Linked DNA regions of Homo sapiens: region 1 is linked to region 2. A link is a loop called in an ENCODE intact Hi-C map of the cell type or tissue named here. Cell type or tissue: GM12878. All regions are shown on one strand. Links, peaks and the distances in the headings refer to the core of each region. The heading gives the core; the rest is flanking DNA.

Evidence for each region. Hi-C counts contacts between places; a loop is a spot of excess contacts. Peaks named below come from ENCODE experiments on the same cell type or tissue, not always from the same donor. Only the 100,000 strongest peaks of a DNase experiment are listed, where the experiment ranks them.
Region 1: it touches region 2 in a loop (2.0-fold over the local background); 3 of 110 quality-filtered maps call a loop at or near these places.

What each region holds. Positions count from the first base shown.
Region 1 is chr16:88,039,626-88,054,831 of GRCh38, reverse strand. All of the region lies in intron 11 of BANP (BTG3 associated nuclear protein), which reads right to left. Among named protein-coding and RNA genes, the nearest start is that of BANP, 96 kb to the right of the region's middle. RefSeq lists an enhancer at 9,438-9,939. In GM12878, for the core only: no CTCF peak of the experiment used is centred there; DNase peaks (open chromatin) are centred at 8,651 and 10,441; H3K27ac peaks cover 1,672 bases.
Region 2 is chr16:87,952,888-87,967,260 of GRCh38, reverse strand. All of the region lies in intron 1 of BANP (BTG3 associated nuclear protein), which reads right to left. Among named protein-coding and RNA genes, the nearest start is that of BANP, 8.6 kb to the right of the region's middle. RefSeq lists enhancers at 1-280, 10,306-10,365, 9,784-10,726, 10,796-10,915. In GM12878, for the core only: a CTCF peak has its summit at 10,244 (motif pointing left); a DNase peak (open chromatin) is centred at 10,850; H3K4me3 peaks cover 2,643 bases; H3K27ac peaks cover 3,037 bases.

The sequences.
Region 1 (15,206 bases), core at 4,430-12,429, 89 kb before region 2:
AACACTGAGGACCTTCCATTTCTATCACACCTAAGCTACTACTCAAGGCCTACATAGTAAGGACAGAAGCCATGCCCACTGACCCTCCATAAATATTCCTATGAGCTAGGCAAAGGAAGCACTGTCATTTCAGTCTCGACAGGAAGAGGGTGAGAGGCCAATAAGTAGATAGATTAGAAAACAACTCAGGATAATCAGGAAATTCACTTGACCCCTTGACGGTGCTGGTGCTGGTGCTGGTGCTGTTGATGGCTGTGATAGCACTGGGAGTGGTGGGGGTGGCGGAGGTAAGGGCAACGGAGAGGGTGACAGGGACAATGGTGGTAGAGGTCATGCTGTGATAGATGTGTTGTTGGTAGTGGTGGTGAGGATGAGGGACATAATAGTGGTGGAGGTGGTGGTGGTAGTGTTTGTTAAGGTGGTTGTGTTGGTGATGATGGAGATAGTAGAGGTGGTGGTGGTAGTGGTTGTTAGGGTGGCTGTGTTGGTGGTGATGATGGAGATGACAGTGGTGAAGGTGGTTGTGTTGGTGATGATGATGGAGATGACAGTGGTAGAGGTGGTGGTGGTGGTGAAGGTGACTGTGTTGGTGATGGTGATGATAGTGAAGGAGGTGGGGGTGGTAGTCGTTAGGGTGGTTGTGTTGGTGATGATGATGATGATGGAGATGATGGTGGAGGTGGTGGTGGTAGTGTTTGTTAAGGTGGTTGTGGTTGTGCTGGTGATGATGATGGAGATGACAGTAGAGGTGGTGGTGAAGGTGGTTGTGTTGGTGATGATGATGATGGAGATGACAGTGGTAGAGGTGGTGGTGGTGGTAAAGGTGGTTGTGTTGGTGATGGTGATGATAGTGAAGGAGGTGGGAGTGGCTGTTAGGGTGGTTGTGTTGGTGATGATGATGGAGATGACAGTGGTAGAGGTGGTGGTGGTGGTGAAGGGGACTGTGTTGGTGATGGTGATGATAGTGAAGGAGGTGGGGGTGGTAGTGGTTGTTAAGGTGGTTGTGTTGGTGATGATGGAGATAGTAGAGGTGGTGGTGGTAGTGGTTGTTAGGGTGGCTGTGTTGGTGATGATGATGGAGATGACAGTAGAGGTGGTGGTGAAGGTGGTTGTGTTGGTGATGATGATGATGGAGATGACAGTGGTAGAGGTGGTGGTGGTGGTGGTGAAGGTGACTGTGTTGGTGATGGTGATGATAGTGAAGGAGGTGGGGGTGGTAGTCGTTAGGGTGGTTGTGTTGGTGATGATGATGATGATGGAGATGATGGTGGAGGTGGTGGTGGTAGTGTTTGTTAAGGTGGTTGTGGTTGTGCTGGTGATGATGATGGAGATGACAGTAGAGGTGGTGGTGAAGGTGGTTGTGTTGGTGATGATGATGATGGAGATGACAGTGGTAGAGGTGGTGGTGGTGGTAAAGGTGGTTGTGTTGGTGATGGTGATGATAGTGAAGGAGGTGGGAGTGGGAGTGGCTGTTAGGGTGGTTGTGTTGGTGATGATGATGGAGATGACAGTGGTAGAGGTGGTGGTGGTGGTGAAGGGGACTGTGTTGGTGACGGTGATGATAGTGAAGGAGGTGGGGGTGGTAGTGGTTGTTAGGGTGGTTGTGTTGGTGATGATAATGATGGAGATGATAGTGGTGGAGGTGGTGGTGGTAGTGTTTGTTAAGGTGGTTATGGTTGTGTTGGTGATGATGATGATGGAGATGACAGTGGTGGAGGTGGGGGTGGTAGTGGTTGTTAGGGTGGTTGGGTTGGTGATAATGATGGAGATGACAGGGGTGATGGTGATGGTAGTGTTTGTTAGGGTGACTGTTGGTGATAATGATGGAGATGGTAGTGGTAGAAGTGGTTGTGGTGGTATGATGATGGAGATGATAGTGGTGAAGGTGGTGATGGTAGTGGTTAAGGTGGTTGTGTTGGTGATGATGATGGAGATGATAGTGAAGAAGGTGGTGGTGGTAGTGATTGTTAGGGTGGTTGTGTTGGTGATAATGATGGAGATGACAGTGGTGAAGGCGGTAGTGGTAGTGGTTGTTAAGGTGGTTATGTTAGTGATGATGATGGAGATGGTAATGGTAAAGGTGGTGGTGGTAGTGGTTAGGGTGGTTGGGTTGGTGATGATGATGGAGATGATAGTGGTCGAGGTGGTGGTGATAGCAGTTGTTAGGGTGGTTGTGATGATGGTGGCAATTATGATAATGGTGAGGATGATGGAGATGACAGTGGCGGAGGTGGTAGAGGTGGTTGTGTTGGCAGTGGTAGTAGGTGGAGGTGATGATGATGGTGGAGCTCTGGGGGATCTGCAGGCAATGTTCAGGAATCATGAGAGTTGAGTTCTGGATGTATCCCTGACTTTAACTCCTTGAACGGTCCTAGAAAAGCTCCTGTCTACTGTCTTCATCTCCAAAATGAGAATAGCACTCAACCTAGTCACCAAATTTAATCTCATTTCTCTTCAGAAATGCAAGACAGGTGAAGACATAGGAGAAAGCAAGTCTCTAACTTCAGAGAGGGGCCCCTGAGTTAATGCAGGCAGAGCGCTAGCTTGCCACAATGCTTTAGAAGGTGTATTTCAGCTTTCTAAGGATGACGTGGATATGCCAGGGAATGTCCATATGCTACATTTGAGCTGAAGTGACCTCTTACGTATCTTTCTTGTGTTTTGTTTTGATTTTCTTTAGTAACAATTTAGTAGTAATTAGAACAACAAATACACCAGCATCTGTCCAGGAATGGGTGCCTGTCCTTGGCTGTTAAGAGTGCCCAATGAGAGAAACTCCAGATACAGTGCTTCAAGAGGTATCTGAGGGCAGCTAGTAGCAGCTACCAATTCCAGAAACATACTGATTGGGAGTATTATTTCTTGGTCATGTGAGGAAATGTTTAGGTCTTCACTTTATTTTCTTAAACTCCTCAAACAAATGAGATGAATGGAATGCAAACGATACCACAGAAATGGCATAAATCTGGATTTTTTAAATCTAGATTTTTTAATATAGGAAAGAAAACTGTAAGTCTATTTAACAATTACTATTTAATGATGCATAATTATAAAAATGTACTTATCATCAGCCGAGCTGCCCTCAACAAAGCACACAGTTAATAAATCAAGAGAAATCCTGAATTTCTCTATGCGGATTTTTATGTCAGGTGGGTGGGCTGCTATCTTCCTGAGATCACAACACTGAAGGTGACAGACCAGCCCCACAACCTGCAACTGTGGCAGGGAAAGGCACCCCTGAGAGAGGGAACCGTGGCTCACCAAATCCATGTCTACGTGGGAACACATCGCGCTCAGCACTGCAGCAGTGCCTGGGAATGGCCGCACTTCCCATGTGCCTACTGCGCGTGAGGCACCGAGGCTGAGCCCGAAGGAGGCATGGGCTCCCGCAAACCCCATACTTTCTACAAGCTCAATGTGTGCTGGGCACGGGTCCTGCCCTTAAGGAGCTCCACATCTACACATGCAGGGCAGCAACAGGCCCTGAAAGGTGCCGTACCCCACCCACACCCTGCAGGCCGCCCCACACCTCAATCTTTTCACATTCAAGATTCTGGCATGGACATTTTGCCCCATCCCTCAAGGGAAGCACAGTTTCCACAGAGGTTCGAGGGGGTCTGCGGCCTCAGCCCTAAACCACTGGGGAGCCCCCATCCTGGAGCCTTGATCTCATGCTGCGAGGCCCGCCACTACACGGGAGGGACCCGGGTGCTGCGGTCAACAGCTTGGCTGTGGCAGCAAGAGATCACGGGAGAAGAGTGACTGCTCAGCTGGCTATGCAGGTTAGCATTCTACGGGGTTCTGGGATCTCTGCAACCTACCAGCAAGCAGATGAGAAACAAGCAGGCTGGGTGTGGTGGCTCACATCCATAATCCTAGCACTTTGGGAGGCTGAGGCAGGCGGATCGCTTGAGCGCAGGAGTTTGAGACCAGTCTGTGCAACAGGGCAAAACCCCGTCTCTATAAAAATAAAAAAATTAGCAGGTCGTGGTGGTGCGCACCTGTAGTCCCAGCTACTCGGGAGGCTGAGGTGGGAGGATTGCTTGAACCTGGAGGCAGAGGTTGCAGTGAGCCGTGACTGCACCACTGCACTCCAGCCTCGACAACAGAGTGAGACTGTCTCTAAAAACAAAAAATTAAAATGAAAAAACAGCCAATACACACCCCTCACACTTATCCAAATGATGGGTTTCTGAGTGCAGATGCTCTTACACAATCAGGCTCACTCGTGCCTGGTCCTAATTCCGCCAGGTCTGGATGAGACTCCTGTGGGCTGCAACGCCACTTAGGCCGCTGGCAGTTCAAGATGCTCAACACAACCATTAACAAGTGTGTGTCTTAAAGAGGCACAGCTATTAGTTTAAAACCATCTTGTCGGCTGGGCATGGTGGCTCATGCCTGTAACCCGAGCACCCTGGGAGGCCGAGGCAGGTGGACTCCTTAAGCCCGGGAGTTCAAGACCAGCCTGGCAACATGGCAAAATCCTGTCTCTACAAAAAAATACAAAAATCAACTGGGTGTGGTAGCCCGAGCTGTGGTCCCAGCCACCGGGGAGGCTGAGGTGGGAGGATTGCCTGAGCCCGGGAGGCAGAGGCTGCAGTAAGCCAAGATCACACCACTGCACTCCAGCCTGAGCAACAGGGCGAGACTGTGTCTCATCGATTAGCTGGCTAGCTAGCTAGATAGCATCTTGGCTATGTTTAGCTGGATCTATCCCTGTTAATCTTCACTGACACATCAGGAATAAGACCGGAGGACAAGGATTCCCATCCCTGTGAACGTGACTGAGAAGCTCACCAGCCGGCCACGCCCACACACCAGCTCTTTCCTGAAGAGGGTTCTTAATTGGAAGAATATCATATTATACTCCAATTAGAACAACACATTTCCTATGCTGTATGTAATCTAAATCCCCAAGAAAACAATTGTCTGTAAAGAAATCAGAGGGAGGAGGAAACATGTTTTCCTTCTGGCACACTGAAACGCATTAGAGATGTCTGGTGTTCGTCGGATGCCGTGTGGCTGGGGCGTCGTGTCACTGAGCGTGTGGCCACAGCACTCTCCATTCCTGGAGTGCCTGAGTCCAGCCATCTCCCCCGTGACTCCACCTGAAAAACCCTCTGAAGAGCTGTGGTGTTTACGAGAGATACTGGTTTTGTCCCTGGTTCCTGGCCCCTAACTCCCACAGCCCTGGTTCGTCTCTTGTTATGATGCCAGGTGTGTGGACCTCAGGGGCGGGCTCTCACCCTCCTTTCACTCTAATGATCCCCCTGCTTGCTGACTGTGGGTCTTAAGACCCTCCCATGAGAGGGTCCTGCCCTAGACCCTGGGGAAGGAATGCTAATGTCACGAAGTTTCCATAAAAACCCAAGAGGGCAGGTTCAGTGAGCTTCCAGGCAGCTGGTCCAGCAGGTCCTGGAGGATGGTGCCCAGGGAAGGCCTGGAAGCTCTGTGCCCCTTCCCCCGTACCTCGCCGGGATGTGTCTCCACACCCGTAGCCTATGTAGTATTCTTTATGATAATAAACACAGTAAACAAAAGTACTTCCCTGAGCTCTGCAAGCCACTCCAGCAAATTAATCAAACCCAAAGACGGGTCGTGGGAAGCCCAACCTGAAGCCGGTTGGCCAGAAGTTCTGAGGCCCGAACTTGCAACTGGTGTGGTTGGGCGGCAGTCCCCGAGCCCTCAACCCATGGGATCCGACGCTGTCTCCGTGTCAGAACTGAATTAGAGGACACCCAGCTGGTGTCCACTGCTTGCTGTGTCCAGAAAAAACCCCACGTTTGGTCCCAGCAGTCTTTTTGTGTGTTGATGATGGTCACGGTGTGAGAGCAGAGGAAACATGTGGTCTGCAGAGCTTTGCCAACACCAGAGTCCAGTGCACCGTGCAGTCTCAAAGACCCCGCACCCCACACCTGACGAAGACACTGACTTCAGCGCCTTCAACCTTGAGGTCAGAATCTGTGGTGAGCGCCAATTCGATACCGAGAACACTGTTAGAATCGATGTCCTTTCTTTAATCTGTGGTGAGCTCCTATTCCATACCGAGAACACTGTTAGAATCCACCTCCTTTCTTTAATCTGTGGTGAGTGCCGATTTGATACCAAGAACACCGTTAGAATGGACGTCCTTTCTTTAATCTGTTGTGAGCGCCGATTCAATACCAAGAACACTGTTAGAATCCACCTCCTTTCTTTAATCTGTGGTGAGTGCAGATTTAATACCGAGAACACTGTTAGAATCGATGCCCTTTCTTTAATCTGTGGTGAGCGCCGATTCGATACCAAGAACACTGTTAGAATCCACCTTTCTTTAATCCGTGGTGAGCGCCGACTCGATACCGAGAATACTGTTAGAATCGATGTCCTTTCTTAAATCTGCGGTGAGCGCCGATTCAATACCGAGAACACTGTTAGAATGGACGTCCTTTCTTCTGGCCCCTTCTTTCCTCCATTACTGAAATCCAACCTCCCATATCGTGTCTGCGCTTTATTTAGTTCTACAATTGTGCTGCAATCTCCTCAATGAGGCAGATTAGTTATTTCTCCAAATGATTAGATGCTTCCGGAAAATTATTTTTAGTTGGCTAAGTCTTCAATCACATCAAATTAATCAGAACCATAGCAAATGTACCTCTTGCTATTTTAAACTCTGGTAAGTGACTATCCCCTATATGATATACCAAAATTCTACTCATATTTCAGTGTCCAAATTGAAAAACTGGTATGACAAAGTCACGGCCAGCTGCGGAAGCCACACAAGTCAGAGGGCCCAGCAGGCCTTGGTGCTCTTTGAGCCGGCCCTGCACGTCCCATCACCCATCAGCTTTCCTGCCCTCCCCAGGGGACAGCCCCCTAAGTCCCAGTGTTTGCTTCGGCCAAGCCCTTGCGGACCCTGCTAATCAGGGTTAAATTCAGATAGAATCTTCAAAATGTTTAAGTGACAGGACATAGTCATAGCAGTGTAAAAAGAAAGCACAGTCAAACCCAACATTTGGGTGCATTACTGCCAAGTACACCAAACATAGGAAGGAGTTCACTATGTACCACATTCCTAGCTCACTGGTATTTTAAATCCTCTGAGGACCTGAACGTGGTCTGCAGGAGTGCTCTGTGCTCTGTGGGGAGAACAGCTGTTCTGGGTGACTATTAGGAGTACACTAGGGCTGTTCCCACTAAGAACATCAGACTCCAGTGAGGCCCGGCGCCCTGAATTACTGCCCTTCTGGACATGTTCAGGAGGAGTCTGGATTTGAATAAGGATGCCACCTACAGCCATCCCAGCTCACACCCATGGGCACTGATCTTTGAGCTCCAATGAGGGCTGAAAGAACAAACATGCACCCTGTTCCATTCTACCAAGCCTGACTGATGCACACCCAAGCAGGGGGCCAAACTCAGCTTCCTGGTTTGGGGGAAGGAGCAAGGCCCATTCACTGACGTGCATGAAAATACTGCCTTGACTGACACTCTCACTACCTAACGGAGATGTGGGGAGAAACTGGCAGTTTTCGCCAAGGAACTGGGGCAAGCATTCTTGGCCCTTCCCCACCCTGGTGGTATCTTACTTTGGGCCCTTCCCCACCCTGGTGTCCTGCGTTACGTGACCCGCATCAAGCCCAAACTCCTGGCAGCCCCGGGAGCTCTGGCTTGGGATTTTAAACAACACAAACAATGCCACCTCCCACCCAGGACCGCACGAGTTCATGGCTCCCTAAGATCACCAAAACACGTTCACATGATAAGGATTTTTTTTTTTCTTTTTTGAGACGGAGTCTCGCTATGTCGCCCAGGCTGGAATGCAATGGCGCAATCTTGGCTCACTGCAAGCTCCACCTCCCGGGTCCACACCATTCTCTTGCCTCAGCCTCCCGAGTAGCTGGGAGTACAGGCGCCCACCCCCACGTCCGGCTAATTTTTTGTATTTTTAGTAGAGACGGGGTTTCACCGTGTTAGCCAGGACGGTCTCGATCTCCTGACTTCGTGATCTGCCCGCCTCGGCCTCCTAAAGTGCTGGGATTACAGGCGTGAAGCACCGTGCCCGGCCAACATGATATGGATTTTAAAGAACACAAACACAACACGGTGAAACCCCGTGTCTACTAAAAATACAAAAATTAGCCGGGTGCGGTGGCGGGTGCCTATATAATCCCAGCGACTCAGGAGGCTGAGGCAGGAGAATCGCCTGAACCTGGGAGACGGAGGTTGCAGTGAGCCAAGATGGCATCACTGCACTCCAGCCTGGGCAACAGAGCAAGACTCCGTGTCAAAAAAAATAAAAATTAAAAACATTTTTAAAAAATTAAAAAAAGAACATAAACAATGCCAACTCCCACCCAAGACTGCACGAGCTCACAGCTCCCTAAGATCACTAGAGCACGTCCACGTTATGCTGAGTATTTCTTTACCAAACCGTTTAATTCACGTGAAAGAATGAACTTTGTAGTCAGATTGCTTTACAGCGATGAGGTTCAGATGACCTGCTTTAAAAGGTTCCGTCCTGGTCATCATTTTCACAAGACGATACTTCCTAGTTAATTAACTAATGCTTTGAGTACGCAGTTTTAAAACAGTATCTCTAAAATCACACACACACACACATTCACACATGCAAAAGGCAGAAGTGAAAGGCCCACCTCCGCGTCAGGAGGCTCTAAGGGCCGCAGTCCAGTGACGTCACTCAAATGAGTTACTCCTCGTATGTGCACAGGGTAAAGCTTCTGTCTGCAGACCACAGCCCGCCTACTCACCACCTGGGCACCAGTGCCAGTGTGGTCAGTTTTTGAGGATGTGCACCGCCCCTCCCTGAGTGCTGGAGTGTGGACGGCACCTGCCAAGGGCAGCCCGGAGGCTGGTGAGTGCCAGGTGGGCCGTGTGCGCCCAGCGAAGCCCACCAACTTCCTGAGCAGGTGCTGCTGCCACCCCACTGCAGTGAAGAGGGCACTGAAGTACGAGGAAGCGACACTGCCAATCCCAAGACGACAGACACTGAGGGAGCGGCCGCCCTGAGACTGGGACACATGGCAACTCTCCCACCCCCCACCCATCCAGTTCTCTCCCAAAAGATCTGCCAACCACAGCCGGGCCCTCATCTGTGGCCAAGAAGAGTATTTGAGGAGGTGGCCTCAGGGAGAAGAAAGGTGCTGTGGTCAGGGTGGCACCACACCTCCAATTCTCCACTTTACTCACAGGCTCCCCCACCTCTGGCTGGTCTGAATGCCCGGCATAGCAGGGCTCTGTGGGGAGTGAGGGGAGCGCTTCTCTGCCGGGAATGAACGAGGGAGTCCAGCATGTTATGTTCGACAGGTGCTGCACAGGGAAGAAAGGTCCTTCCTGTTGCTGGAAGAGCCTGGGCTCTGGCCCCCAAGGGCTGCTCCTGCTGAGGCCCCTTAGCACAGCCCAGCTGCAACTGAAGCGTTCCTTTGGCCCCGGCCTCTCCTGCAAGAAACGCTCAAGTGCACGCACGGACAACTCGGTCAGAGGCTTGTGGATGGCGTAGAGGGGCATGGACAGCTGCGGCAAACATCGAGCCATCTTCCGTCCCATGCCCACCATATGACCAACAGAAGGCCAGCCATGCCAAAAACCTGACTGCAGTTCTCAGGAAAACTTCATTCTAATGCCCAAGTGACACGGATAATCCTAATTTTCCTGATCTAGATGAAAAGCCCTGAGAAGAATGCTAAACATTTTTTAACTAGCACATTTATAATCATTTTTCTTAGATTGAATGTGATTTTTTTAAAAGCTTCCCAATTCAAGAACAATTATCTTTTGATTTATCAAAATATGAGGAAGAATATTAATATTTGCAGTGTAAACTTTATATAATTGTAAATTTTTTTTTTTTGAGACGGAGTCGCGCTCTGTTGCCCAGGCTGGAGTGCAGTGGCGCGATCTCAGCTCAATGCAAGCTCCGCCTCCAGGGTTCAAGCCATTCTCCTGCCTCAGCCTCCCGAGTAGCTGAGACTACAGGCGCCTGCCACCGCACCGGCTAATTTTTTGCATTTTTAGTAGAGAAGGGGTTTCACCGTGTTAGCCAGCATGGTCTCGATCTCCTGACCTCGTGATCCACCTGCCTCGGCCTCCCAAAGTGCTGGGATTACAGGCGTGAGCCACCGTGCCCAGCCTATATAGTTGTAAATTTTTAAAAATTACTTAATTACACAGGTGAAGTGGTGCACACCGATAGTCCCAGCTACTCAATTACAACTTTTAGAACTACAAACTCTTAAGAAAGAGACATTAGCGATCATCTATTCCAGTATTTTTCAAAGTGTGGGTTGCAAAATCAATGCAATGTGTCATAGCCAGTTTTCAAAGAGACAAAAAGGAAGAGAAACAGAAAAGCAGAACAGAAAACAATAAAAAATATTAGTGCAATCAGCACGCAGTAATACCGTTCTGTGGACCTGTTCCGACCTTGTAAGTGCACACACGTGAGCGAGGGAGGAGGGCTCTGGAACCACAGTGGAAAGCTGCCTTCTCGCTGTGGCCTGTTGTCCTGTGGACCTGTTCCGACTGTGTGTGTGCACATGCATGAGTGAGAGAGGAGGGTTCTAGAACCACGATGGAAAGCTGCTTCCTGCTGTGGCTTGCGCAGATGCTGGTAGAGTCCAGCCATGCAGCCCGCGTGCACTCATCACTCCAGAGGCAGCATCGCCGCAGAATGCGAGTTGGCCTTTATAGGGAGTCTGCCCAGGTCACACAGCACTGGCTCAGGGTACCCACGGCAGCAAAGCAGCTGCACCAAGATGCGGGTATGACCAACCAGCGGTTCCCCTGCCAGCCCCCTGAAGTGGCCAACTGGTCTATCCACCTTATGCAAAAGTTCCCATGACCTCATAAAAAAACCATCAATTTTCATTTAAAATGCACTCAAAAATAAAGTCATCCACCTCCCTGCAAATTTCAATCCTTACAACTCTTAATTTTTAAGGGCTTTTTTTGTTTTTCAGAATCTTCTGAAAATCTGCACCAAATTAAAGATTCTATTATCCTTACCACTAACTGAAAATTGAAATTCCTTAGACAATAAATTATTTTACACTCCTGGCACCGTCTGTCTGAACGTACTCTCTCCCTCTATGAATCTCTGGCACACCAGACTGCCTCTCCCCGCTCCAGGGAATTTCAGGGAATTCCAGATGCCCCTGATTGTGGTCTAATTTACCATACAAGGCCTGTCCTCTACTCAAACCAATTCTGCAATCCCTTAAGTTAACCATATGGGCAATACAATAACACCTCTACCTAAATCATTCCGAATTTCTACTATGATATCATTTGATCTTCATGCCCAGGGCAGCAAATGATTAATTTCAAATACTCACTGAGCAACAAAGCCAACACTACAGGGATTGTGCAGTAAAGGAAAATGCTGCCCGGATGCCTCACACCCCCAGTGAGGCAGGGACAAAAGAAATCAGCACAGTGTAGTCAGCTGACGAAGGAGCCATTTCTCCACAACTCCACTCTCAATGAAGAAGCACCCAGAACACAGCCACAAATGCATCTAAACAGCCAAAGACCCAGGCTCAGCTCTACGCAGCTCACCCGAAGGAGCTACCCATGCCTGGAGCCATGACCAGAACCAGCCACTGCATTTTAATTTCAACTCCAACAGCAGTGGCTGTTTGGCTTCCCTGGAAGGCAGCAGATTAGGTGCATGATGAGGATGCGGCGGAGGGCAAGAGGCGAGGAGGGCAGCACAGGTCCACACACACGGGCTCTGCTCTACAAAGCCCGAGACTGAGACTCTCACTTAGGCAGCTCCCACAGTGACCTGAATGCTCGTTGTTATTCAGGAGGAAAGATAATACACAACCTTTGAAACCAGCCAAAGTGGTTCCAAATAATTTTTTAAGTATTTTAATTTTTTGAAAAACCATTGAATTGTACACTTCATTTATTTTGAGACAGGGTCTTGCTCTGTTGCCCAGGCTGGAATGCAGTGGCACAATCACGGCTCACTGCAGCCTGGGCCTCCTGGGCTCAAGCAATCCTCCTGCCTCAGCCTCATGAGTAGCTTGGGACTACAGGCACATACCACCAGACGTGGCTAATTTTTTTTTTCTGTAGAGACAGGGTCTCGCTATGTTGCCCAGGCTGGCATCAAACTCCTGGGCTCAAGCGATCCTCCCACCTCAGCCTCCCCAAAGTACTGGGATTACAGGTGTGAGCCAGCACAAAACATTTTTTTTAAATATTCAGCTGCAATTTCAATGTCAGTGTTCTAAGGAAGCCCTTCACCTTCTCTTCCCTCTCCCAGCCAGCGATGCTGGAACAGTGGGGCACGACAGCATGTGCACCTAGAGGTCAAAAAGAACAATAAAGACAGAGATAGCACTGGAGTGGAAACTGGTCATCATGGCTGGGCAGCTGGCAAAGCAGAGGCCACAGGGGCCCAGAGCTGAGAGGAAGTGAGCGCTCCTGGAGGGGAGGCTGAGACACAGCGCTGGAGGGCACAGCTCGGGGAGGAGGAAGCTGGCACCATGCAGCCAGTGCGTCCCCACACCTGCGCACCCGCCACCGTCCCCTGAACCTCATCTTCCCAAATGGCTCTTTATGAAGCCTCTGGTGCTCTGCCAATCTTTCCAAACTTCTTGCCCGCATTTGGGATGCACCATCCGCTACTGCTACCCCCCAACACTGGTCACAGGAGGCTGAGCACCGGGGGCTCCGTCTGACCTCACTGGACCCAGGTGCCCATGGCCTCCGGCCTTGCACAGGCAGTCACCCTCCCCATGGCTGTGCCATTCGCTGTCCTGAGGCCTTGGTGCAGGTGGCTCTCCCGACCCCTCCTACTGTGTCTCTCACCCTCCTACTGCGTCTCCCACGCTCCTACTGCGTCTCTCACCCTCCTACTGCGTCTCTCACCCTCCTACTGCGTCTCCCACCCTCCTACTGTGTCTCTCAGGCTCTGTGGTTCTTGCGCACTCCCAGTGTGCCCAACAGGGCCTGAAATGGACTCTAATCAGCATTCCTTAGTGCAGGCTCACACTCACCTGCAGAGCACCTGTCAGCAGACAGCCTCAGCCAGGGGAGCCCTCCCAGAGTCAACGAACAGCTGTGAGTCCCATCCTGCCTGCAACCCAGCACCAGATGTAAGCGCGCACCACGACTGTTGGCAAAGAACCAGAGGATGCGGGTGTCGTGGGCTACAGGGAAAGGAGGTCGAGGCAGCCCTCCTGGAACCTCAGTATCAGAGCAGACAGAGACGTAATGGCAGAAAGAGCGTGAGACAGGGCATTCCATCTCTCAGCAAGGAAGAAAAGCAAGGCTGCTATGGACATGAAACTGACCACATAGCTTCAAATCAGGCGATTCTTCATATTTTCTACTCAGACAGCAAATGGCAACTGTGGGATGTGACTAGAATCTCTCAATATTTAATTTGAAGAAAACATGACTCAAAAAGAATGGTCCCCTGGCAGCAGGTGCCACAGGGTCACACCAACGCAGCACAATGGCGCTTCCCAGCACCGCAGCCACCAAGGCCCTCCTGGAACTGACGTTGCTGCTGGCTGCAGACGTGGCCTCAAACCCGTCGCCCCGGCAGCAATCCACAAGCACAGCGCACAACCCTCCCTCCGTGGAACTAAGAATGGAGGCTATTTTCAGAGAAGCTGTCCACTGATTCTGAAAATAATCAATTAACTACAAGAAGTAATAGCAACAATCATCTCAGAAGTGGAATAGGAGGAGAACGGCAACAAGTGTGAGCCCAGCACAAGGAAAGGGGCTGGGGTGCAGGATGTGGGGGCACAGGGCACAGGGCACAGGCCCCAGCCCCATGACGGAAAACGGATGGCCGGAAGAGGGAAGGCCTGGCCACCCTCCCAAGAGGATTTCTAGCTGCTCTGTCAGATTCTGAGTCTACTGCCACATAACCATTCCTAAATGACAGTTGGAACTAGGGAATCAGAAGGGAATACTAAGCCAATCCTCAGTGATCTAGGAACTTAAAACAGCCGCGTCCATTTCTTTGTGTTCTCTTACTCCGGTTGGGGTGCTGTTCCTCGCCCTCCCCCAACCACCTGGAACAAGCGTGGGCTGCAGGGTCTCCCATCAATCAAGCCAGTGCTCACACCAGGGCAGGCCAAGGGCCTCCGGGACAGTACGGGGAGCTGAGCCATCTGCAGTGTCACATGAAGGATGCTTCTGAGATCAAGTCTGGCTGGAGAAGAGAGAGCCCTAGACCTGCATGCACTATCCTCCTGTGGGCATGGGGGTGGGGAGGAGAGGGAATGGGCCGTGTGACCCCCGCACTGCTCGGGGCTTCTGTAGGCACGGGGACGGGGAGGAGAGCGAATGGGCCGTGTGACCCCCGCACTGCTCGGGGCTTCTGTAGGCATGGGGACGGGGAGGAGAGCGAATGGGCTATGTGACCCCCGCACTGCTCGGGGCTTCTTAGCCCAGTCGACAACATCGAGGCGAGTGGGCTTCTCTGTGCTTTCTGAAACATCCTTCTGTCTCCCAAACGTGTGGCCAGCCCGGAGGACGAAGCCTGCATGAGCAGGGTGTAGCTCAGCAGGAATGAGAACTGGCCAAATGATGGAAAAAAAAAAAAAAAAGGATTTCCACAAATGGAAAACGAGGGGGTTCGCTACACAGATTCACCAGAAAAGGCAGCTTCAGATGAACACAGCGGTTTCTTTAAATCACACAGCAGTTTCCTTCCCAAGAGAAGCAGGGGCCATGTACCAAGATTCCGCCCGCTACCCTGAGTGGCAGCACCGGCCTCTCCTGAAGCCGTCTTTGATTTGAGGTCCCAGAAATGTGACCGATAATAGGAATCAGGAGCGTATGAGAGTTCACAAGGCGGACAAAAACAGGTGATTTATAAATTATTATTTGTTTCACATAAAAAGTGGTAGTACGGCAGCTTTATTCATTCTGCGGTAAGGCCACTTAGAGAGAGTGGGGACTCAGAGGGGCCACGGAAGACCCGGGAATGAGCAGCAGTTGCGACCCTGCTTGCAGTGCAAAGGCACGTGGGGCAGCAGCAGTGACGGAGGAACCAGAGACACCAGAACAGAGTCTTGTTCAGAGAAATCCAGACAGCAACTCCTCCGACGTCAGCCCCGAGTCCTTCCTGAACTCAGATCTGTGCTGGAGCCAACGGGCCTCCATGCCTGCTGAGAAAAGCTGGAATCTCTGTCCCCACAATAAAGTTGGGAGAATTCTGTCTACAATCATAAACA
Region 2 (14,373 bases), core at 6,091-14,090:
AAAAAAGAACCTTTTCCAGGAAAAAGTACAGACAGACAAAACTTTGCAAAGTTTCTGAGGCTCCCCTAATCCCAGAGAGTCCTAGCTGCCGGTGCCAGTACCTGCTCTCCCCAGAGCTCACGGAAGAGCCCACGACAGCTGTGGGTGCGGGGCATCAGACACGGACTTCCCTTCCCAGCCTGTCCCACAGCAGCCCCCTGGGAAACCTCCTTCAGGGGCCCTGGCCTCTGGCCTTGTCCCTTCTTCCGTGCTCCTCCTCCCGCTGGTGCCAGGCGTGGAAGGAGGCAGAAGGAGCTGGCGCGGAGGAGCAAAGCCCTGGAAGGAAGGAGCCCAGGCCCCTCCCGTCCAGGGAGCTGCCACACCAGCCCAGGCTGCCTGCCTCAGACTTCCTCAAAGCAAAGGAAAATAAACAACTACCTGGTTCAAAACAGGGTATTCTGGAGCCCACCACGTGCAGCCAGACTAAACCCAAGGACATGCCGAGGCCCTTCCACAAACAGCCCCGGGTCCAGAGAGTCCAGGTTAAACTCCTGCCTCTCTTAAGGGGCCAGTGGAAATAGTTTTAAATGCCCAATTCAAGCTTTTTGCTAGTTTCTAAAAGCTCTGCAAGTGGCTTCAGAAAATGCTCTGAACTCACCATAAAATCCTGAATCCTAACCTCTTCCAAATGAGGACACCACACATTATTCGAGTTGTTTACTCAAAATGCCTCTGTTGCCAGGATCAAGAGTCATTTAAAATTCTGCTAACAGTAAAGATTTCAATAGAAAAAACTAGGGCAACAAGCCCAAGAAAACTGGAACACAGCAATGCCTGTGGTTGCTATTTTGGCAAATTAAATTTGCCATTTCTCAGAAGTCCTGGGGATAGTCCAGTCTTAATACAATAAAACAGCTGGACTGAGACTAATGCTCAAGCAAGCCTCTTACTCTGACGACTATTCAGAACCCTACCAAGTCCACCAAGAGATGCAGGGCTCAGGGCGCATATGGGAAAGCAGGGCCTACAGCCCAGAGTAACACCCTGAATGTACAGCAGAACAGGAGTGGTGAAGAATCCACGCCCATCCAGATTGCCAGACACCACCAAGTCATTCACATGGATGAGACTGATTTAATTACATGAACCAAAATGGAAAGATCTCCAGAATATGATAGCAAAAGGAAGGCATACAAATGGAAAGCTGCACAGCGGTGCGGATGATATGATCCCAATTCTGCTTCCTAAACATGGTGTCCACGTGTGGTCATCTGTCCAGGTGTGCCAACACATCCAAGACAGTTGGGGATGACAAATAGCAAACCTCAGGCTACCCAGAGCAGGGACGCTCCAACTGCACGAGCCCCACTCTCCTGTCCACTCCGCCCTCCTGGACTGCTGAGCTTTCCATAGGCCTTATTCCGTAGGCCTTACTTATTTATTACCTGTGAAACTGTTTCTACAACCAAGTGATGTGTCTACAGGCAAGGCCAACTACATCAAATCTTGATAAACTTTACAGAACCATCTTTAACCTGGCCTTAAATCCACTTCTCAGCCACCAAGGCATGGGGACCCACACATTCGGGCAGGGATGGGGAGAGAATCCACATCCAATCAACCTCAGGTGCGCCTGATGCTGCAAGCCCCGCCCAGCCCCGCCCAGCCCCGCCCAGCCATGCGAACGCTCCCCTACTCCTGGACCCTCTGCGCCTCGGGCTTAGTGGGTGATCCTGCTCTCCTCCCTCTCACTTCCCAAGAATGCCCACTCCTGCCTCCTCGGGCATGTGCCCCACACCCAGTCAGCACCCCTCCCTGGTCCCTCAGCATCACCCTTGCACACCCTTCCCCCACGGTGCTGCCCTCCCTCCTGCCCCTCCAGCCCCAGCCCCATTTCTCTGTTCCCTTTCAGATAAAATTCCTCAGAAGCCCCGCCTGTACTTGCGGTCTCCATTTTCAGTGCTCACATCCCCTCCAGATCCCACCCATCGGGCTGTCACTCAGTTACTCCCCCAAAACTGCTCCAGCCCAGATGCTGCCCCCATTCTCCCCACCACAGGGCCTGATGGGGCTCATTCCGGCTCCTCCCCACGCTGTCCTCCCTGCCTGGCCCCCACTCCTCTGTCTCTCTGCTGGTCCCACATCCACTTCCTGACTTGAGGATGCATGCCCAGGGCACGGCCCTGGAACCTTTGCTCAGCCAGCACTGACCCAGCGGCTCATCAGTCTGTGGCTTCAGATACATCTCCACGCCAATGGCGCCTATCACCCTGCCAGCTCAGACCTCGCACATGAACTCCAGGCCTCACACCACACCACCTACTAGGTGTCTCCCCTAAGGGGTCGTCTCAATTCTAACATGTCCAAACTGAGCCCCTGTCACCCACCCCAAACCAACCTGCTTCTTCCACACTTTCCACCTCAATTTAAGGCAACACCTACTTCCCAGATGCTCAGGCCAAAACCTCAGGCCTCCTGGGTTCTCCTCTCCTTCACCCTGATCCGGCCTCGTCTTCCCAGCCTGTCACTCCCAACCTGGACCCAGGCCGCCCCTCAGACCTGCTCACATACGGCCGTCTCACTGTCACCTGCACCTCTGCTGTGATCACGATAAAGAGCGCTCAAGGCGTCACATAAAAACACGTGCCAGGCTATGCCCCTCATCTGCTCTAAGCCCTCCGAGGGCTTCCCATCTCACGGGCCCTCTGCAGCCCCTGGGGCTCTCCTCCCCGCCACGCTCACTCGGCCCCTGCATTTGGGCCTCCCCATGCTTCTCAGGGATACACTCAGCTCAGGGTCCTACCACGGAGCTGGCCACCCCTGCACGCCTCCTGCACGCCTCCTGGACGCCTCGGCAACGGTGACGTGCACAGCAGCCTTTCCTGCTCTACTGTCTGACTTACTACACATCTGAAAGGTTTCTCTTGCTTAGTGTCTCCTGCTAGAAGGTGAGCTTCACAAGGGCAGGAATTGGCATGGCTGTGTTCTCAGCAGGGCACCGGGCCTGGCCCGCACCGCATCCAGTGAATACGTCTGTGATGAGTCCAGTGAGAACACACCACTGACGTCATTCCCCAATGCACAATGATGAATGTCAGAAATGCTATTTAAAAACCATGGATTAAGGTTTTCAAAGTGTGTTGTGCCCATGTCCTGATTTCAATAAGGACTGTGCTATAATTAAGTTACTAATCTAACTACTCAGTTCATGAATGTGGAATCAGGGTGATTGACACATCTGATGAACAGTGCCCATCCACTGTCAGCAAAGGCTAACGGTAGCTGGTCATCAGGAGAAACGGACAGCTGCAAAAGTATTTAATTTTGCTATTACTATTTCAAAAATATTGGACACCCATAAAACAAAACCACAAAGCCATTAAAAGAGGACTAAAAGGAAACCCACTGTAACTGGGCAGAAAACTTGGCTTTAACAGTCAAAGTTAAAAAACAAACTGCTATAGATTATCAGCATCACATGAAAAACAGCAGCAAGAAAAGTCAAGCCAGGCTTCCTGTATTTAACACTAGGGCTTCCTTCAACACCAGGATCTTCTCTGTCGCTACCTAAGCCACATCACATGCATCATTAGGGGTGTCACAACGTAACGGGTTTTTTCCCGTCAGTATTTTTAGGGCAGACATTCTTCATAGAGCTGTTTCTTCCATCAACCCTTAAGAAAAGTCCTAAGGCTGCATCTGATTTGGACGCAGTCATTTCCACAGGAAGTGGAACAATATAGCCCAGATGTGTCACCTCCCAGAGCGGGGCTCTGACGTGGTGTGAATCACAGCACCTACCCGTGATCAGATCCATGCAGAGCGGCCAGTCTAAAAAGATGCATTCCACAGCCATAGATACTCCTTACATGTCTTGAAGGGGCCTACCTCACTTTACAGATGGCAAAAATATGAACTGAGTATATTCCCTGCTGTAAAAAGTTAGCACAGGGCCTGGCCTGCACTGCACTTGGGAACTGAGGGTGGGGAACGCCCAGAACAATAAGCTCACAGCGCGTGCGACCAGGGAGAGAAGACGCTTGAGACAGTAAAGTGACAAGAAGGGACCACGGCCACCAAGCTCCCAGCCCATCCCCAGATCGTCCTGGCGCCCTTCTCCTCAGACGGCTTCTGTGTGGAGACTCCCAGGCCACCCGAGCTGGAATGGCAAGTCCAAAGAGCCATAAAAATTAGGACAGGAACTCCCACTTAAAGATGAGACTAAGTGGTACCTGGTAAAAAGCTAAATCTCCCGAAACGAGGAAACTGCTAAGAAATTAATCATTCCATTTAGTCAAATCCTCTCGGGATGTAAGTCTAGAAAGGAAGAAATAATGAGAAAGGCAGGATGAACTGACATGAAGAAGTCAACTTTTATTAAACTGAGACATGTGAAGAAGTCTCAGCCTACTTCTTTTGCCCGAAATCAGTCTGAAGTGGAACGTACAAGAATGAGATGGGAAATAACTGGAAAGAAAACTATAAATGACTGATCGGATGCTAGATAGGCGGGAAATCAGAAAGAAGCAAGAACACTTCTCCCGACGGCTCCCACTTACTCTTGGGGTCATTCAGGCAACACTGCTTTTTCTTTAAGATGGCCCCCCAAATGTGTGCTTGCGGGGGAAAGGGAGGAAAAATTCAAATTTGTAAGTAAGTGGTCAAATTCCAAACCTGAATATATTAGCATGCATAATTTCACCTGAGCATGCATAATTTCCAGGGACACATCTTAAGAAGCGTCTAGGCTCTAAGGCAGTAATTCTGACTTTCTGGCCTCAGGGTCCTCTTCACCATTCTAAAGCTACTGAGGGTCCTGAAGAGCTTGCACCTGTACAGATTCTACCTATCGATATTTACCATATTTGAAATTAGAACAAAAAATGTTTGAATATTTTTTAATTCATGTAAAAATCATACAAATTAACACATTACATATTAACGCTGTCTTACTCCGTTTTCTGTTGCTATAACTGAGTATCTGAGACTGGTAATTTATTACATAAAGGAAAAAAATGTGCTTTCTTTTTTTTTTTTTTTTTGAGACCAAGTCTCGCTCTGTAGCCCAGACTGGAGTGCAGTGGCATGATCTCGGCTCACTGCAACCTCCACCTCCCGGGTTCAAGTGATTCTCCTGCCTCAGCCTCCAGAGTAGCTGGGATTACAGGCGCACGCCACTGCACCAGGCTAATTTTTTGTATTTTTAGTAGAGACAGCGTTTCACCATGTTGGCAGGCTGGTCTTGAACTCCAGATCTCAGGTAATCCACCCACCTCATCCTCCCAAAGTGCTGGGATTACAGGAATGAGCCACTGCGCCCAGCCTAAGAAATGCATTTCTTATAGTTCAGGAGGCTGAGAAGTCCAAGGTCCAGGGGTCCCATCTGAGGAGTGCCTTCCTGCTGGTGGGGATATGAGAGACACCCAAACTGGCTTTTATAACAGACGCCCTGTCATGATCACTAACCCACCACGAGGAGAGCCCATTAGTCTATAAATGCACTGAACGCATTCCTGAGGGCTGAGCCCTCATGATCCAATCACCTCTTAATACTGTGACACTGGGGACCAGCTTTCAACATGAGTTTCAAAGGGGACAAACATTCATGGTACATACAAAACATGTTTTATGAAAAATAACTATAGCTTCCAAAGAACAACAAAACCTTAATGAGAAGAGGGATAATATTGTTTTACATTTTTACAAATTTCTAATGCCCGGCTTAATTGAAAACAACTAGAGTTTCCTATCTGCTTCCACCGGTGGTCTGCTCCGATATGTTGTTTTGGTCGATGCATATGACAAAAAGGCAGCCTCACCAGGGGAAGTGGCTCACGCCCGTAATCCCAGCACTTTGGGAGGCCCGGGGGGGTGCAGATTCTGTGAGTCCAGGAGTTCGAGACCAACCCGGGCAACACAGCAAAACCCTGTCTCTACAAAAAGTACGAAAAAATAAAATAAAATGCAGCCTTACAAGGAGATGCAGTTAGACAAGGGAAAAGTATCTTAATAGGCTCTTCAGATAATTATGGAGATTCCTCTTTGACACCACACCAACACGCAACAAGTGTGTTTTATTTTTCCTTAAAGGCTGTTTGCAATATGGAATGTGAACTGTATCCATGAGCTTCTGCACTTTATGGCTTTAAGATCCATTGGCTTGACTTGTACTCTAAATGGATCTTTTACCCAGGCGTGATCCCGCATCGACCATCTGGAAAATGTTGCTTCACCGAGTTAGGCAGCTCTTGCAAATGTTGTTCAGTCTATAATATCAAAAGCATACGGTTCATCAGCATTAGCACTGGCATCTGATTTATTGGGAGCTCTCGGGCTCACGGTGGCAAAGACAAACTTTCCAAAACTCCAACTTCACTTGACAGCTCAAACTTTATCACTGGCAACAAACACTGTTAGCTGACTTCTTTGAGGTGAGAGGCTAACTTCACTCATTTAGTAAGAGATGTCAGTAATCTGTAAATTATTTTTTTATAGTGTTCCATGAAAAGAGCAGCTAGTTCAACTACAACTCAAATAATCCCTCAACAACCACCCAACTTCAAAATACAATGAAAGTGCTTTCCGTGGACTTGCCATTTTATCAGAGCAGAATCACTGATTTTGTGAAACAGCTCATCTGCTGAGTTGGCCGGGGCACACCCAACACTGTGCCATGAACTGCTGTCATGCGTCTTGTTAGCAACGGGAGAAACTGGGTACCAGGCACAAGGGCACTCCCTATGCTATCTCTGCCACATATGTATACATCTCAAAATGTTCCAAAATAGAAGGTTTGCAAATAAGTATGTCTTTAGGATAAAAATAACAAAACCCTGCCAATACACGATGTGCCCCACCTGCTACCACCAAATCCTTGCCTGCCAACCTCTTTAAGCACGTTCCAAACCCTCACCCAAGCCCATCCTCAAGTGTGGCTCTTCCCAAGAGCTGCTGAATCCCAAGCAAGCCATCTGGGTCCAGATCCACCATCAGACTGAAATTCATCTCCCAGGTGTCAGACAAGAGCCCCACAAGCAAGCTCCTGACTGCGTGGGCACCTGCCACGGCCAGTGTTTCGCATCTCCCCTCCCTGTGGCCATCCTCACGGTCCGCGGGGCCTCTGCTCTGCTCCAGAAGCCCCCAGAAGGTGGGCAGGAGGTTTGGCTGGTGTGCATGAGGGCCAGCCCCCAGTGAAGGTGCCCCTTGGGACTGTCTCCCAGGGTGGGGGTAGGAGGTGCCGGGGACACCTGTCACCCCCAGGTCTCCATCTCCTGCCTTGACCTCTCACCGGCACTTTCTTCAGTCCAGGGTTTAAACCCCGTCTAGGCCATGGTCACTCGGATCAGCCATCCCAGCACTTCCACAGCTGAACCCTCCTCACTTCCCTGTTATCTTTCTCCCCAAGAATACTACCAGGAGTCCCGGCCACCTCCCTGCGGCCCCACCCTCATCGCCCTGCTCTCGCCCTTCCGCATCCCGAGGCTCCTCCCTCTCTGACTCCCCCTCAGCCCACCCCCTCACCCGGGACCTGGGCTCTCACCGAGTACCCTGGCACCCATCGCTCCGAAGGGTGGCATCGCCCCTCTGCCACACACACTCCGATCTGGCCGTCTCTTTGTCCTCCAATGCTCCATGTGTCCCTCCCAAAACCACACGGGCTGCAGCAGGAAGACCATGGCCGCTAAGCCCTTCTGTGGCTGACGCCAGCGCTGTTCCTCCAGGGGGCCTCCTCCCCGGAGAGCCTGCTAGTACCAAGCCTGGTCAGCCGCCTCCCTCGCAAGCAGCCTCACACCTCAGCTCCTCTGTGCAGGGCCCAGGCCTCTCCCCATCCAGCCACTGCCTCTCTACACAACCTCGTCTTATTCCTTCCCAGGGCAAACACACTCTAGGTCAGGGGGTGGCACGTGAGGGCCCACAACCCAGCCCAGCTCTCCACCTGCTTCTATGCAGCCTGTGAGCCAGGAATGGGTTTTACATTTTAAAACAGAAAAATAACAAAAGAACAATATTTCATGATGAGAAAATTACATAAAACTCAAATGTCAGCGTCCACAAACAAGGTGCCTGCTTCTCAGCCCAACAGCAGAGTCGAGCGGCTTCACAGTGGCACGAGACATCCCACGCCCCACAAGGCCAGAAACACTTACACTCTGACCCTCACAGAAAAGCGTGCCATCCCGTCCTGGGCCTCTGGGATCCATCAGTGAACTCCACAAAGATCTCCACCCCTGTGGGCATGCACGGTGTCACCACCCAGTCCCCAGTGTACGTGCCAACATCATGCTGAGGTTGCTCCCCTCACTGCCAAGGCGCCGCAAGGTCCTCCCTCCCCCATGAGAATTCTCTATGTCTGCAAAGGATGGATCCCGAAGCCTCCACGCATTCTGGGCCTTCCCCTCTGCAAACACTGCTGGGCTGTGAGTTTGTGCCGCTGAGCTCACTGGTGGATTTTCTACTGTGAGGTTATTAGTCTGATCTCCATAGAGATTAAAATCAACTTGGATGAGAAGCCACATGTTCAATCACAGTCACCCCTAAGCAAGCGGCTTAACGGGAATAGTTTTTGCTTGTTTTTTCTTGAGACAGGGTCTCACTCTGCCGCCCAGGCTGGAGTGCAGTGGTGCAATCATGGCTCACTGCAGCCCTGCAGCCTCCAATTCCCGGGCTCGAGTGATCCTCCAGTTTCCGCTTCCCAAAGCGCTGGGAGCTTTGGGCCACCATGCCTGGCCCAGTGGATGGCCTTTTAAAAAGTACTTTATACACTACATCCAGAGTTACCCAAATTCAGTCAAATGCTGTGCATAACCACCCGCTAGTAGACACACATCACAGAAGAGTGGTTTCCACGCTCTCGACTGGGGCCTACGATGGTAAGTTCATACACTCATCACTGCAAGTTTCCTGAGTCGATACCTACCCGTTAGCCACTCCGAACCATGCTCCTTTTATCCAAGGCATGCTCCATTTTATCCAGTATTCTTAACACTGGCCATGGCCCACTCAATTGATGTGGGTTCAGACCCAAAGTTTGAAAAATAATGCACTCAAAATAAGACCAATGTCAGTTTCTAGGGACTCAGAGTTCAAGAACATGAGGGAACGTGGCACAAACGACCAAGGACCACCACCTAACATGACCTACACCACAAAGAGGAGAGCCAGAAATTGTAAGACAACAGGCCAATTATTGCAAACTGTGTTTGCCCACTGACAGTCACAACTGTTGGCTGGGAAACAGGGCACCCAGCCTTCTAAAAACACTTAGGGTGTGAACTTTCTCAATCTCAGGGACGCATTTCGGCAGAAAACGCAGACTGGCAGCGGCAGCACTCTGCTCAGGGACCCACCGCCAGCTCCCACCGACACAAGAGCTGAGCTCACTTGAGGACACGTAGCGGCAGGGGTTGTCCGCATCCTGGCCACCAGCGCCCACAGAGCTTGCAGCATGCCATGATGACAGCAGGGACCGTGGCCCAATTCCCCCCGCGTCATCTGGTGAAAGGTGAAGGCGTTCTGCCATATTTACGGGAAGCGCATTCACACCGGCAAGGAAATGCCAAGCGCGCACCCAGTTCTCCCTCCCGGCTCCATCCAAACGCGTTTCTACTTTCAGAAAGATTAAGCTTTGCTTCCAGATATTTGATGACTTTTCATCTCAAGGGAAAAGGAAAATCACTACAGGCCACAACGGCCTTCTCTCAGACACAGAAGGTAACTGGTCACTAGCGAAAGGTTTGTCAGCGCAGGGCCCTGCGGCAGGCCTCCGTGAGCTTGCCTCAAAACCGCCCCAGGTCTCCTGACAGGACTCCACACCAGCCCACCCGGTCCACACAGGATCCGGTCTCAACCACGACAGAATGTGGACACAGACGAGCAGAGGGGAGGTGACTGCAGCCAATACACACCCCCGATCCATTCTGCCCAGCCTTCCTCAGGTGTTTCACTGCAGCCTCCTCTCAGCCTTTCACCTCCTCAGCCGCCTCTGCTCCATGTGTCCTTCCACAGCTCCCACGCTGTAAGCTGGCGACCTGTGGGTTCCGAATGGAGCACCGCGCCATCCTCCACCACCACTGACCCCTTCCCCAGAGAGACACCTCCCATGGGAGCAGCGAGTCGTGGAGTCTGCTCCACCGTGAACGCTGACGATCCAGAATGTTTAATCAAATTGGACGGTTCTTGACGAAGTGTAGACGCGAAGGATTGCAGAGTGGTTCTTTCCAACAGGAATCAAGTTCATGTGACTTCACAGTATCTCGGCACACCATCTGCTGGCAGCTTAGGAGTTAACACTTCCTGCACATTTTAACCAAAGACACTCACAGGATTCTGCCACGGAGGCCCCGGGGTGCTCCTCTCTCTGAGACTTACGGCACCCCTGAGAGGGGGCTTCTGGGACAGCACTTCATCCTCTGCACGGGGGTCAGGATGGAGGGTGGCGGAGAGTGTTTCTCTACTTCCTGAGGATGGAGACATCGTCTCTTCCAAAGGGGGGGCCAGAGTGGAGTCTTGTACAACAGACAAAGGGAGTCCCAGGCGAGCCCACCGGGACGTGCAGAGGCGGAAACCTGAGCTTGTCTACGACTACAACCAAAGCAGGCTGAGCTTGCCTATGATTACAACCAAAGCAGGCGGCTCTGCAGGCTGGGAAGGCCACGTACCAATCACTCGCCCCATTCTTCTCCTGCAGGGGCTGAAGGGCCCCAGGTGCAGCTGAGAACAAAACAAGTGTAGCTTTTTCAGAGCAAATTGCAAGTGTGTGATTCCACCCAATACTGTTTTCAACTTCCTGAAACTCCTCCCCACGGCCCCCAGGCCCCCAAAGTTCCGGATGGTTCAGAGCACTTCTGCTGACCAAGTCAGATGATGTCATGCTTTCACCACCGTCACCCGTGTGAAGAGAAAATACAGATGTTTATCTACCTCAGGCACAGGGAGGACCTTCTAAAGCTTTCATCTCATTCTCATTCAAACCCTCAAATTGACTTTCCCCAAGAAGTCTTTCCTTCAAAATGAGGAAATGTTTAGTTTCTCTAGATTGCAGTGGCTAAACTGGTGCTGTGAGTTACAGTCATTTTCAAGTCAGCCTTGCGACTCCATGTCATGTCAATCACTTAATCGTGTAACTGGAGTTTTTGGGATTTGTACAGTATCACTGCAGACGAGGAACCCAAAGGCTAACAATCCTGACGGGGGAGCTGCAAGACCACTGAGGCCCACTGCCCAGCACCTGTGCCTGGAGCCCCCAAACCCCTACTCCCTCACCTCCCTCAAGGTTGTGGGAAGGCCTTCCGTGTGGACCAGGGTGCACACACATCACCTGGCCACCTGCCTGCAGGAAATTCTGAGCCTCCCTGTCTTTCAAGACCTGGACACTTGAGACGCACTGGCCAGGACTGTGGTGAGCATCCCTCAGTTTGGGTGCAGCATTTTCTCATGATGAGACTGCATTTCTGGCAACACTGCCAGAGAAGTGATGTGTCTCACTGGGTCCTTGGTGTCAACGTCTTATGACTGATGGTGTTACCCCGATCACTTGCTTCACACAGTATCTGCTGGGTTTTTCCACCGAGAGGCTACAGTTTTATTTTTCCCTTTGTGACGTGTATCTTGGGGGAGATACTTTGTGACTATGTAAATATCACAGACAGAAGGACATTAAGGAGACAGGGCGGCCACACGCACCAGTGTGGGGTCCCGGAGGGGATCCCGAAACAGCAAGAGGACACTGGTGCAAAACCGAAGTTCGAATAAGGTCTGTCATTTACGCAATAATGCTGTGAACTTTCTGGCGTTTATATGGATGCCTGGTTACATAAGACGTCAACATCAGGGGAAGCAGATGAAGACAACAGGGAAGCTCAGTGAAATATTTTTTGCATCTTTTCTGTAAAGTCAAAAACTATCTGAAAATTAAAAGCTGACCAAGCTGCAGTCTGATTCTGCACGAGAACCTGGGTAGGGCCTGAAAGTGTGCGTTTCTCACAAATACCCAAGTGATGCTGATGGACACAGCTGGCCCCTGGACGCTCGGCTGGCAAGGCTCTGGCAGACAGAGCCCACCGCACTACACACAACCTCCCAGTGACAGTCAGCCACCATGCAGAAAGATCATGCTCCCAGTACGCTCACCACTGCTTCACTGCAGGCCCTCCTGGACCCCAGCAGGGCAGACGGCCCGCTTGGCACACTGACCCAGCGAGGAGCCAAAGTCAGGGTCTTTGCTACCACACGGGTCTGCCGGGCCTTGCCCAGGTACGCTGGCAGCCCTCCAAGGCCACAGGGCCAGAGCCACCAGCCCACGCTGCAATTCAGAGGCGGCTGTGGAACGGCGGCTTGGCACCTCACCCCGTTGACTGTGGGCAATTACCAAGGCCACAAGGAAGCAGGAAGGTGGAGTGAATAGAACAGGCTTGCAAATTCCTGCTCAAGGGGAGTGACTGGCCGTACGGGTGACCTCCTCTCACTCCATTAACATCATCTTTAATAGGGTGTTATCAACCCACAAGAAAGAACACACTCCTGACAGATGCAGAGGACCCGATCAGGGCAGAGGGAAAGCACCGGGGGCACAGGCGTGGGGCTCCAAGCCTCGCAGAGCCCTGCGGGCAGGCCAAACCCGCACCTGCCAAGTCGGTCCCGCACAGGAGAGCTAACTCCCCCACGGCCAGCAAAGGGGCCTTCCTAAAGAAGCGGAACAGCCCAGAGAAAATATCTGCAAGTTGGTGCTCCAGGTCCCACGGTGACAGGCTCCCAATCACCCGAGGGGAAACTGGACTCTTTCAAAAGCACCCCACAGACCCGGGGCTCTCCGCCAGCTTCCTCCTGCCTCAGACAACAGTAAACATCAGTATGGAGGACTTGCCATAAAGAGGAAGAAGCCAACACTTTTTTTAAGTGACATTAGTGGAAACAAGAAATCAGAACAAAGGAGAGCTGGGAAGAATCCTTATTAGTTTCCTTAGAGTCATGGAGATGAGGCACTTGTGTAACAATAAGCTACTATGAAAAAGAAACAAGACAAATACATGCTTGGACATTAAAAATTTGATTGTGAACACATATTAAAGCCCTCTCCCAGAATGAGAATAAACGAGACACAGAAGGAAGGATAAAGACGCAACTCCAGGGCTCCACCTAGAACGTCCATCACAAACAGGAACTCCTAAGACAGAAGAGCAGAGCTGGAGAGGAAGAACTTCTCAGACAGAACAAGGGAACTTCCCAGAGCTGAAGGACAAAGCACCAGAGTCAGAGTCCCCGGCGTAGGAATCCACACACCTCAGCACACACAAGGGTAAAACATCATTAACACCAAAGAGAAGATCCAAGAGCGTTCAGGGAGGGAGAGGGGTCTCCACAAGGAGGAAGAGCACTTGCCAGAGGTTCCTGTGGAAACGAACAGAGCCAAGATGAAAACATTCCTGAACATACCCAGCTACAGAAGAAAGGAAAATATCAGGCTGGCTCGTGTGCAAGCTAACCCATCCAGATGAGAAGGACAGGGGCTGAAGGAGAAAGGGGACCTGACACTATCCTTGAGAATTTAAAACAATGTAAGGAGTCGATGGGAACAGAAAGTGCCAAGAGAAAAGCCATGACTAACAGAAAAATCCACGCTGTACAGGAAGGGAAACACTCAATTTGTCCGTGAAGAGAACAGTATTTGCATAGGCCTAACACAGACAGTCCAGGGGATAGAAGAGTTGGGATATGACAGAAGGGCTCCATCACCCCATCGTAATAGAAAGACAAGGCTGTGTAATACAAAATATCAGCTTAGAGCTAGGTGCAGTCACTCACACCTGTATTAGCGGCTACTAAGGAGGCTGAGGATCACTTGAGCTCAGGAGTTCGAGTACGGCCTGGGCAACATCAGGGGATCCTATCTCAAGAAAAAAATAAAAAGGATCAGCTTACTCAGAGCTGTGGAGAATGACCTAAAGAAACCACTCAAGATGTAAACCTCTTTGAAGAACGGGGCTGAGAGGTGGGGCAGGGGACCATTGCTTTTCATTGTAAGTCTTTCATTGACGTTCCTATTGTATACATTATATTGATTAAAATACTAAATATATGGGCTTTTTTTTTTAAGAACATAGGCTTCAGACAGACTGAATTCGAACCCTGGCTCTGTAAATCTGAGCAAGTCCCTTAGTGTCTGCGGGCCTAGTCACCTCATCTATAAAGTGGACGCAGCCTCTGCCTCCTGGGTCATGATGAAGCACCCGAGATGTTGAGCTGCCCCCACGCAGCGTGGAATCACAAATGGAAGCTCTTTTTTAAAAAGATTAAAGCCCCAGGCTGGACAACAAGGCGAAACCCCCTCTCTACGAAAAATACAAAAATTAGCCGGGGTGGTGGCGTCTGTGGTCCGAGCTACTCAGGAGGCTGCGG